Linked DNA regions of Homo sapiens: region 2 is linked to region 1. The links are chromatin loops, found by intact Hi-C in ENCODE. Cell type or tissue: PC-3. All regions are shown on one strand. Each heading gives the region's core, and the rest is flanking DNA. Links, peaks and the distances in the headings are about the cores only.

The links. Peaks named below come from ENCODE experiments on the same cell type or tissue, not always from the same donor. Only the 100,000 strongest peaks of a DNase experiment are listed, where the experiment ranks them.
Region 2: a loop joins it to region 1, with 7 times the contacts of the local background. A loop is called at or near these places in 1 of 110 quality-filtered maps.

What each region holds. Positions count from the first base shown.
Region 1 is chr12:100,222,614-100,227,993 of GRCh38, reverse strand. ACTR6 (actin related protein 6) reads right to left here. Exons shown (of 11, transcript NM_022496.5): 11 at 3,570-4,208. The coding sequence ends at 4,079. Among named protein-coding and RNA genes, the nearest start is that of ACTR6, 24 kb to the right of the region's middle. In PC-3, for the core only: no CTCF peak of the experiment used is centred there; no DNase peak of the experiment used is centred there; H3K27ac peaks cover 301 bases.
Region 2 is chr12:100,170,676-100,176,055 of GRCh38, reverse strand. It overlaps the pseudogene GOLGA2P5. Among named protein-coding and RNA genes, the nearest start is that of MIR1827, 17 kb to the left of the region's middle. In PC-3, for the core only: no CTCF peak of the experiment used is centred there; no DNase peak of the experiment used is centred there.

The sequences.
Region 1 (5,380 bases), core at 234-5,233:
CTCCCAAATTGCTGGGATTACAGGCGCCCGGCCCAAAAGCTATTTTTAATAACTTATTTTTAATTTCTAAGAACTATTTTTGTTATAGCAACCTGCTCTTTTTACAATAGATACAGTGACCCCATCAGTCCTTTAGAGGATATTAGTTTTTGTTTTTTCCTTTATTTTCTTCCCTTAGGGATTCATTCTTGTTAGATTTGGGGCCTCTCTGGTGATAAGTATCCCTCAAATATTTAATGCTTGGTTGTCTGCTCATTTTTTTTCATTTCTGAATTCCTGTTTACCCATGGGTGAATCCAAGTTTTTTTGTTTTTTTGGTTTTTGTTGTGTGTGTGTGACGGAGTTTCGCTCTTTTTGCCCAGGCTGGAGTGCAATGGCACGATCTCGGCTCACTGCAACCTCCGCCTCTCAAGTTCAAGTGATTCTCCTGCCTCAGCCTCCCAAGTAGCTGGGATTACAGGCACCTGCCACCACACCCGGCTAATTTTTTGTATTTTTAGTAGAGGCGGGGTTTCACCATGTTGGCTAGGCTGGTCTCGAACTCCTGACCTCAGGTGATCCACCCACGTCAGCCTCCCAAAGTGCTGGGATTACAGGTGTGAGCCACCATGCCTGGCCAATCCAAGTTCTAATTTGGTGTTTTGCCTCTGGTTGTTGGTGGGGGGTGAGAGGGAAACAAGAGGGAGATGTGCTGAGTTCCCTAGGGCCCTGCCCTGTCTGAATTCTTTCTAATGAGGTCCAAGCTCTTGGCTTTAATCAGAGTTCAGTGACACAACCCACTGCTCCGTTAAAATTTTTTTCTTACTTTGATGCCCTTAGGGGATATGAAATTATTTCAGGTTCTAGTCTTTCCTTTCCAACCTTTACACTTTAACCCCTTTTACTGCCCAGCCTCAATAACAAGACAGGGAATAGGGCACAGCTGTAGGTTTCAATCTTTTAGTGGCTAACCCATGATCTCCTTCTACTCTTTTTTTTAGACAAGATCTCACTATGTTGCCCAGGCTGAAATATAGTGGCTATTCACAGGTGAAGCTGTAGCACACTGCAGCCTCAAACTCCTAGGCTCAAGCAATTTTCCTACCTCAGCCTCTTGAGTAGCTGGGACTGCTGACACATGCCGCCATGCCCAGCCTTCTCCTACTCTCTGTATTTGTCCTGAGATTAAAATATCTCTGGAATTGTTCTTACCTCTTTGGTAGTTTTCTCCTGCCCTGATTTGGGATATGGGTTTTCTTGTTTCTCTAACAATCTAATCATATTTGTTTTCCATATTTTAGACACTTCTCCACATCAGTAGTACTCTTTTTGTTTACTAGAATTATGGATTTAATCTTACAAAAGATAACAGAATTTTGTCATGCACATAATATGGACTCTAATAAAATGAATACCCAGTGTCCAACATCTAGCTTGAGAAATACTATATCACAAATAGCATTGAAATGCACCCTGTGTATTCCTCCCTCATGTACCTCCCTCCCCCCTGCAGCGGACGTTTAATGTGACTTGGAACAGGTAGAGAAATAGGTGAACATGATCAGTTTGCTATGTTGAGGCAATCATTACTGAATTCAAAAATTCAAAAATGTTTTTCCACAACAATACATATCTTTAAAGTGTCACTCCAGTATTACTATTTAGAGCCAATTTTTTACGACCTATACTGTCTCCAGATAGAGCTAATATTAAAAGTGTTCTTTGAAATCAAACATATTAAAACAACATCTATATTTAGCAATAAAGTTTCAAAATTAGATAGGTGTTGAAATGGATGAAAGCTTTGATCCTAGTGATAACAGATTAGGGTTTATGTTCATTAATGTCAAAAATCAATTTGTAGGGCCAGGCACGGTGGCTCATGCCTGTCATCCCAGCACTTTTGGAGGCCGAGGCGGGTGGATCACGAGGTCAGGAGTTCGAGACCAACCTGGCCAACATGGTGAAACCCCGTCTCTACTAAAAATACAAAAATTAGCTGGGAGTGGCAGCATGCACCTATAGTCCCAGCTACTCAGGAGGCTGAGGCAGGAGAGTTGCTTGAACTCAGGAGGCGGAGGTGGCAGTAAGCCAAGATCCTGCCACCGCACTCCAGCCTGAGCAATGGAGTGATACTCCATCTCAACAAAAACACACACACAAAAACACCAATTTATAGTGGCTCCAAAATGAGCACTATGAGACCTAATTTATATAGAAATTAGTTTACTGTAATAAGCATGTGAAAACACACATACACACTATTCTCAGAAGAATGTAAACATCAGGCTGGGGCATGTTTGGGACAAAGGCAGCTTTGAGGAATGACCCATTTTCTCAAAGGAAAAACACCTGGTTGGCATTCTGCCATCCAGGATGAGGTCCAGACAGGTAATGGACTTTAAATGAGGACTTACCTTTTTACCTCCATTGACATCACCTTGAACTTCTAGCACAGTTATATTGTTTGGTTGCAAGAATTTCTTTTGTACCACCAGCATCTTCTTGCTGCACTGTCCACAGATTATATGCCAGTAACCGGGTATCACACAAACATGGTCACTTTGCAACTCTGCAATGATAACCAGTCTAGGCCTAGGAAGGAATGACCAGGCCCTAAAGCAATATAATCTATGACTGTAAGTGGACAGCTTTCACCCTGACCAGCATTCATCTTTTCACTTGAGTTTTCCTTGAGAGACTCTTTGACTCTAGGCCATCATAGCAGGATTGTCAATCAAAGTCCCTAGAGCCATAGGGTAGGAACATAATCCTAGTTAGGGGAAAACACTGCTAGAAATTTGATTCATGAGCACAATGACATAAGATAGAAAATACAGGAGCTGAGATATTTTGATGGCAGGGCTCTAGGACTGTCCCTGTTTCTGTAACTTAAGATTTCTAAAATTACTCTGGTTTTTATCTTTCTTAAGGCTGTGGACCCAGCTTTTCTTAGACTTTATAAGCTATCCTTTGTCCTGGATAAATTTTGTTCTGCTGAAGATATAGCCCAAATGAGTTTCTACTGCTTGCAATCAGAAAAGCGTACCTGATCCATTCATTGATGTCACTGTCAGCTGTTCCCTGAAATTGGAAAGCTGGAATCTAACACTTTAATGTTTATTATGGATCACTGTTTTGTTTTAAAAACAAAATGCTAACATTTGTATCAAGAGTGCTTGAACAGGCCAGGCGCGGTGGCTCATGCCTGTAATCCCAACATTTTGGGAGGCCAAGGCGGGCAGATCACTTGAGCTCAGGAGTTCAACACCAGGCTGGCCAACAAGGTGAAACCCTGTCTCTACTAAAAATACAAAAATTAGCCAGGTGTGGTGGTGGTGGCACACGCCTGTAATCCCAGCTACTCGGGAGGCTGCGGTAGGAGAATCGCTTGAACCTGGGAAGCGGAGGTTGCAGTGAGCCAAGATCACGCCGCTGCACTCCAGCCTGGGTGAGAGAACAAGGCTCCGTCTCAAAAAAAAAAAAAAAAAAAGTTCTTGAACAACCCTGAGTTAACTTCAAATCTCTTTTCATTCATCCTAAAAAAAATAGTACTTTTATGAGTGAAATAAGATATTCTGCCCACACAGTAGTGGCCAAAAAAACTTTATTAGCTTAGTCTCCACCCTTTTAAATGTACTCTAGGTACAAAATAAACATTATACACATATAAGATCAGTCTTTCCAACTTTAGAATGTATAAATAAGAATGACATTTTAAAATAAAATAGTTTAGTCACAGTCACACAAAACTACCTTCTAAGGAAAACTGTCCAGTGAAGCCGTTAAATTTGTGCTTTCAGCTATGAAGAATTAAACTTAAAATGCATTCATTCTTCTTTTAATGAAAAATAACCTACCCTTGGAAACAGCATAAGCATTGTTATGGTAGTCTAGCTCCTAAATGAAAATGTGGACTGAGTTACAGTTTACTGTAGTAACCTACCTAAGAAGCCTTTGAAAATTAGCAATCGATCAAAGTATTTACATAAATTCAAGCCTTTTTCTTAGGACAAAAGGTAACACAGTTCCTTAACCTCTTTTAAAAGGAACTTTGAAATTAAACCTTATGGTCACAACTTTCATTCAAAAATGTTGCTTAAATATCAAATTTCTCTTCACAGACGCTATGTCCATTTTCTTCGTAATCTTCTCTTGTTACCACCATATCTTCAAAATCATCATTCTCTGATATCAATTTTCCACCTTCCCAGGCATAAGTAATAGGGCTGAAAATAAAGGTATAAATGAACCCAGATGATTTTACAGGAAAACTGAAATGCCTGAAACATAAATTACTATTAGGTTGGTGCAAAAGTAATTTGTGTTTTTTTTGCCATTAAAATGTGGCAAGCTCTACCCAACCCAACAGAAAATTGTTTAAGGTACAGAAATAAGCATACATTTCATATGAGTAGAGCAACCCAAAAAGGAAAGGAACCTTGTTTACCGCTACAAAATAGTAAATGTTCCTTTTTCCCTATGTCCTGAATTTATGGACCCTCTAATTCTAAAGAAAAAACAAGGATATAAGCAAAAGATCAAAAGATGCCTAAAAGGAAAAACTGTCATACTGAGTCTAAATTCTGTATGTGGCAAAGATATGTCATCTCAATAATTCTCATAGCAACTCATAAAATAGCTATTACTCCCACTTTCTTTCTTTTTTTTTTTGAGACGGAGTCTCACTCTATCGCCCAGGCTGGAGTGCAGTGGCACGATCTCAGCTCACTGCAACCTCTGCCTCCCAGGTTCAAACGTTTCTCCTGCTTCAGCCTCCGAAGTAGCTGGGACTACAGGCACATGCCACCACACATGGCTAATTTTTTTTGTATTTTTAGTAGAGGTGGGGTTTCACCATGTTGGCCAGGCTGGTCTTGAACTCCTGACCTCAGGTGATCCACACACCTCGACCTCCCAAAGTGCTGGGATTATAGTTGTGAGCCACCACACCCAGCCTACTCCCACTTTCTAGATTTGAAAAATGAGGCTCAGAGAAGTTAAGTCTGGAACTAGAATTTAGGCTGGAACTAGGATTTAACTCAGAACTGTTTTCACAGTCTGTGCTTTTGCTGATAGACTTTGTTGCCTCTAATAAATGAAACAGAAAACATAGTGTATGATAAACAATTATGTGGGAAGACACAGACAATAGGTAAAATTAGAGCAGGTAAAACATCTAGTTTGGTTTTGCTATCTACAACCAAGGTTATACTATGTGTTATGACTCAATTCTGTTTCTACTATTCTTTTTCCCCAGTTTAGAGTTTCAAATCTGAAAAAGGTAAAGAAAAATGTTAAATCAATATTTTCTAGCCAAGTATGATGGCATATACCTGTAGTCCTAGCTACTTAGGAGGCTCAGGCAGGAGGATTGCTTGGACCCAGGAGTTCAAAGTTG
Region 2 (5,380 bases), core at 308-5,307, 52 kb after region 1:
TTATAAAATTATAAAATATTTTATCTTTTTTTATCATTTGTCTTTTTCTGAGTAACTTTAAAGATTTCTTTATAAGCTAAGGATACAAACCTTTTATCTGTCATTGAAGTTACAAAAACTTTTTCCCAGTAAGTAATTTGTCATTTTGCTGTATTTTTTCTTTGCTTTTTGCTAGCCAAACTCCAAAGTCACATTTTACTTAATTTTTATCCTGCTGAATGAAAGCATTTTAACTTAGTGATTTTAGTGTAAACAGGAGCAGGACAGAATGTAATTATCTAGGTCTCGTTCTGTCACCCAGACTGGAGTGCAGTGGCATGATCATAGCTACTGCAGCCTCAAACTCTTGGGCTCAAGGGATTTTCCCGCCTCAGCCTCCCAAGTAGCTAGGACTACAGGTGTGTGCCACCACGCTCTGCTAATTTTTAAAATTTTCTGTAGAGATATGAATTCGCTATGCTGCCCAGGCTGGTCTTGAACTCCTGAGTTCAAGTAATCCTCCCACCTTGGCTTGCCAAAGTGCTGGGATTACATGTGTGAACTACTGCTCCTGGTTGAGAGTTTACTTTTGTTTGCTAGTGGTGTTCTTGGTATCTTTTCACATTTGAGGCTTTGGTGCTAGTGCTGAAGTATTACACTCACCATCTAAGGTTTACAGGGCTTGTGTTTTAATATCGAACAGATGAAACTGTTCTGCATCTTTGCAGGTATACAAAATGTGCCTACCAGGACTCTCCTTTGTATCCATTGAAAGCAAGAAGTAATAGAGTAAAATTTTGCCTGGCTAGAGGCTTTGAAAGAATGGAGTATTCTGGTTTAATTCTATTAACTTAGAATTATGAAGGTGAAAAAATTTCAAAACTTTTAATTTCATGTTGAATGCAATTTGAAAATATAACCAATGATTCCATTTTTTTTCTAATAAGTTTGGACATTCAGATCTACTTGATCTTTTATTATAGAACTCCTACTGTGCCTGAGACTTACATTGTGAAGATCCTTTTCTAAAACTTTAGATGTAAGAGGATGTAAATGGTATTGTGTGAGATCAGGCTGGATGAGAACTGTTACCTGTAAATACACTTTTTAGACTAAATCTCTGATTGCCACTTGTTTTCTAATTTAACTCATAAAAATAAAACACATTGGATGGAGGGTGGAAGTAGGAAGGAGATTTATGTCTTTTAATTGCATGTCATTGTTTCATATCAAGACAGAACATATAGCATCCCTGGCTTTGGACCTACAGAAGGAAACACATTTTTCTACCTGCTGTATGCCAGAGGTTCTTGAACACCTGGAGGGTTTATTGAAGCACAGATTGCTGGGCCCTACTCCAGAGTTTCTGATTCATCACTTCTAGGGTGGGGCCTGATAATTTGCATTTGTAAAAAGTTCTTAGCTGCTGCTGGTCCAGAGACTACATTTTTGAGAACCACTCTTGTACACTAACTAACTACAAATTGTAGAACTCTAGAAAAAAGCTTAGTTTGGTTTGGGATAAGAAGCACAAAGGTTATGGATCAAATCATGAAAGCTTCAACCATTGATACCAACCTAGTGTGGAATTCACATAACAAGCAATACACAATGACATAACACAGTTCTTGGTTTTCATGATTGTAAGTCATAGCCAACTATTGAGTGAGAAATTCAGATTCATTTACAAGGTTTAGAGATTCCAGGTGATTCTAGAAAAATAGAATTTAGTGATTAACCCCATGAGAGTAGGAGTTATTTATGTCCTTTTTCTCTCCCCTATCACTTAGCATTTAGCCTTACTTTAGAAGGGCCCTGTATTTGCTTTAAACTGTTAAGGAGCTTTGAATGCTTATTAAATTGAAAGCTTTGTTTATTTATTTATTTATTTATTTATTTAATTTATTTTTGTGAGTTGGAGTCTTGCTCTGTCACCCAGGCTGAAGTGCAGTGGCGCGATCTCGGTTCACTGCAACCTCTGCCGCCCGGGTTCAAGTGATTCTCCTGCCTCAGCCTCCCATGTAGCTGGAATTACAGGTGCCCACCCCACCACACCTGGCTATTTTTTGTATATTTTGTAGAGACAGGGTTTCACCATGTCAGCCAGGCTGATCTCGAACTCCTGACCTCAGGTGATCCACCTGCCTCAGTGTCCTAAAGTGCTGGAATTACAGACGTGAGCCACCATGCCCAGCCCAAAAGCTTTATGTTTTTAAAGATATTAGACATGTTTCTTGTGTAAAAAAAAATCTTAACAATAATGTAGGAGAATAAGAGAAACTTTTTCCAAAAAAGAGAAATCACTATGATTATTTTGTCTCATTGGAATGTTGGATAACGTAGTCTGCTTCATTAATCATCAAGCGTGCTATGGATTTTTCCATTTTTACAGGATTTGTACCTCAATTGATGGAATATTGGTAATTCTTCTACTCCATTTGAAGATGAAAAATAAAGGCCAAAATCATAGGCCTGGCACAGAAGCTGGATAATGAAGACAGCTCCGGAGGAACACATAGATACACACACATATAGACACACACATATATAAAGTACACAGACATATTATTTTTAAAGTTTATTTTTTAAAGTTTTAAAGTTTCTAAAATGAAAGCTGGCCCTGCCTCTCTCCCAGAGTGAGCGGAGACAGCGGTTGCATGAGCAGCTTTCCTTGTGAGGCCACAGGTCCCTCTGGACACGCTGCTGCCTGACCATGCCTCCTTTCCCTTTCAGCTTTCTCATAGACCAATGGGCTTGGAGCATTAAGGCCATACCCCTATTATGCATTCTAGTGCGACCTTGTTTACACCTCCCCTGGCTCAGTCACACAGCTGTGTGGTAGGCTACTAGAAGTGTTTAGTAGTTGTCACTGGGATCATGCTGATGTGGCCCCATCCCCGCCTCTCCCTGCCCTGTGATATCGGAGGAAACCTGACAGAGCAAATTGGCCATGGCCAAGAAAAAGGTAAATGCACCAGGTTGTGGCCCACCGTCCCAGGCTCCCTCCAATGGCAGGACTGCTGCCAGAGTCTGTGGCACTCCTGAGGCACACTGGGCTGGGCCCCACCCAGTGCCTCTGGGCTCCCCCAACCAAAATCTTGTCAGCCAGCCCCTCCCCCTCAGCAGCCCAGCCTCTGCCCTCACCAGTCGCACCAGGGTGACTTTGGGTGGGTGACTTCTGGGGCTCCCTGCTCCATACTCAGTCTTCACCTTCTGCTGCCCCAAGCCTGACCTCCCTGGGGTCTTTGGGCTGACATCTCCAAGGTCCTGGGTCCTGGCCCTGCACCCACCTCCCACATCTCAAAGTGGTGACTCGGGCCTCATGCTGATAGCCAGCCCCCACCCCAGGGAGGAGTAAAATATAGTGACATCACAGTCCCCCTAGGAACTGTCATTACTGCCACGAGACTGGCCTTTGATCTTAGGACCCAGTCCACTAAGTGTTCTCACCCTGCTTCTGGTTCCTCTGGTCACAGCACAGATTTCCAGCTGGAAGGGGAATGGGGACTATGGGATCTAGGAACGAAAGGTTTCAAGCTGCCTTACTCCCTTAGCATAGACATTGACAATGTGAAAAGCCCACACTTTCCCCATGAGCTCAAAACGTTGACAGTGTCTCTGGGTAGCAATAGGAGAATGGGTTTGGTTTGTTTTTCTCCCAGACTTCTACTCTCCAGAGAGTTTAGCTTTTTTTTTTTTTTTTTTGAGTTTTCCACCTCATATTCGAATTCTCCATGGTTCTGGGACCAGAATGCCCTTCAATCAGTGGTCTCTGGAGTAAGATCTGCTTATCTCCTGTGGAACAGATCTTGGGAAATTGAATTTGACAGTTTGAATCTTCCTAATATCATCTCAACCTAGGGTACTTTGAGTGCCTGGGGTTGTTGCTTCTTGGGGAAGTGCTAGCCTGACTAGTTGTCAGGAGCCCTGTATTTTTACCTTGATTGAGTCCCTAATTTGTTCTTTGATTCTGAACAAGCCACCTCTTCTCCTTGGGCTTGCATTTCCTGAGGAGGTAAAGTTAGAGAATATCAAAGGTCTCTGTTAGCTCTCAGAGTCCAAGGTTTAAAGGCCCACTAGAGCTGGGCATGGTTGCTCATGCCTGTAATCCCAGCACTTTGGGAGGCTGAGGCAGGCGGATCAGGAGGTCAGGAGTTCAAGACCAGCCTGGCCAACACAGTGAAACCCCGTCTCTATTAAAAATACAAAAATTAGCCAGGCATGGTGGCACGCACCTGTAGTCCCAGCTACTTGAGAGGCTGAGGCAGGAGAATCGCTTGAACTTGGGAGGTGGAGGTTGCAGTGAGTCGAGATGGTGCCACTACACTCCAGCCTGGGCAACAGAGCAAGACTCCGTCTCAAAAAAAAAAAAACAAAAACAAAAAAGCCCACTAGAATGAAAACCTCAGGGCCAAGGGCTCCTGTCTGTCTTTTTCTGTCTTGTATCCCTGCTATTAAGAACCATACCTGGCACATATGTGCTCAGTAAATGTTTGTTGAATGAATGCACCTTTCTAAATTACAAGCTGGCAGAAGGGTGGGCTTTTCTCACACTTCATCTCTAGAGGTTTATGTTACTGTCCCTTTGAGAGACTCCAGATTCAGACTTTCAGTTCTATGGCTGTGGGCCAAAACCAACAAAGACCCAAATCCTCTTTCCTTGGGAGCTTGAGGAGAGTTTACCAGTTCATGTTTCCACTGAGTCTGAGAACTTTGCCTTTAAAATCCATTCCTGGCTGCTGCCTACCCCTTCCTGATCTGGGGAATAGAGTCAAGGGTGCCATCCTCAGTCACCTTCTTTTAACTCTCTCTAAAGAAACAACAGAACCAAGAAATGGTGGATCAGTTGGAAGAAGTAACTCTTTGCTTACAACATGACTGCTGGGTTTGGGAGGCACTCAGATGTAGAGACCTCAGTCTTGTCTCACCTAGTCCAGCCTGGGGAAGAAGGCTCACCCCTCAGATTCCACCCCATCCCCATAAGGTCCCTGATAACTTGGTCCCATGGGTGGAACTGTCCTGGGGCATGTCCCTTGCTGTACCATCTCTGCCTCCCCCTAGTAAGAGCTCTGTCTTCCTCTTCCTATAGGAAAAGAAAGAGTGCCACCAAAAGCAGGGAGCCCTAAGGGAGCAGTTACAGGTGAGTAGAGAGTGTGAAGTTCCCTCCTGTCCTCTGGAGAATGTTTCTTCCCTTCTCTATCAGCTTTTGGCTTTTCTACCAAAGGTTCACATTCAGAATGTAGAAATCCTTGTATCAGAGAAAGCTGAGTTACAGCCTGGCTTACACTCAGCATGCTGCCAGGCAGAAAGAAGGTCGGAATCTGGGCACCCCATCATCCTTCAACTTGGCACTTTGACAGGCCATTAGGGGGAGTCCTTTGGGCCCCATCTGAACCTCTCT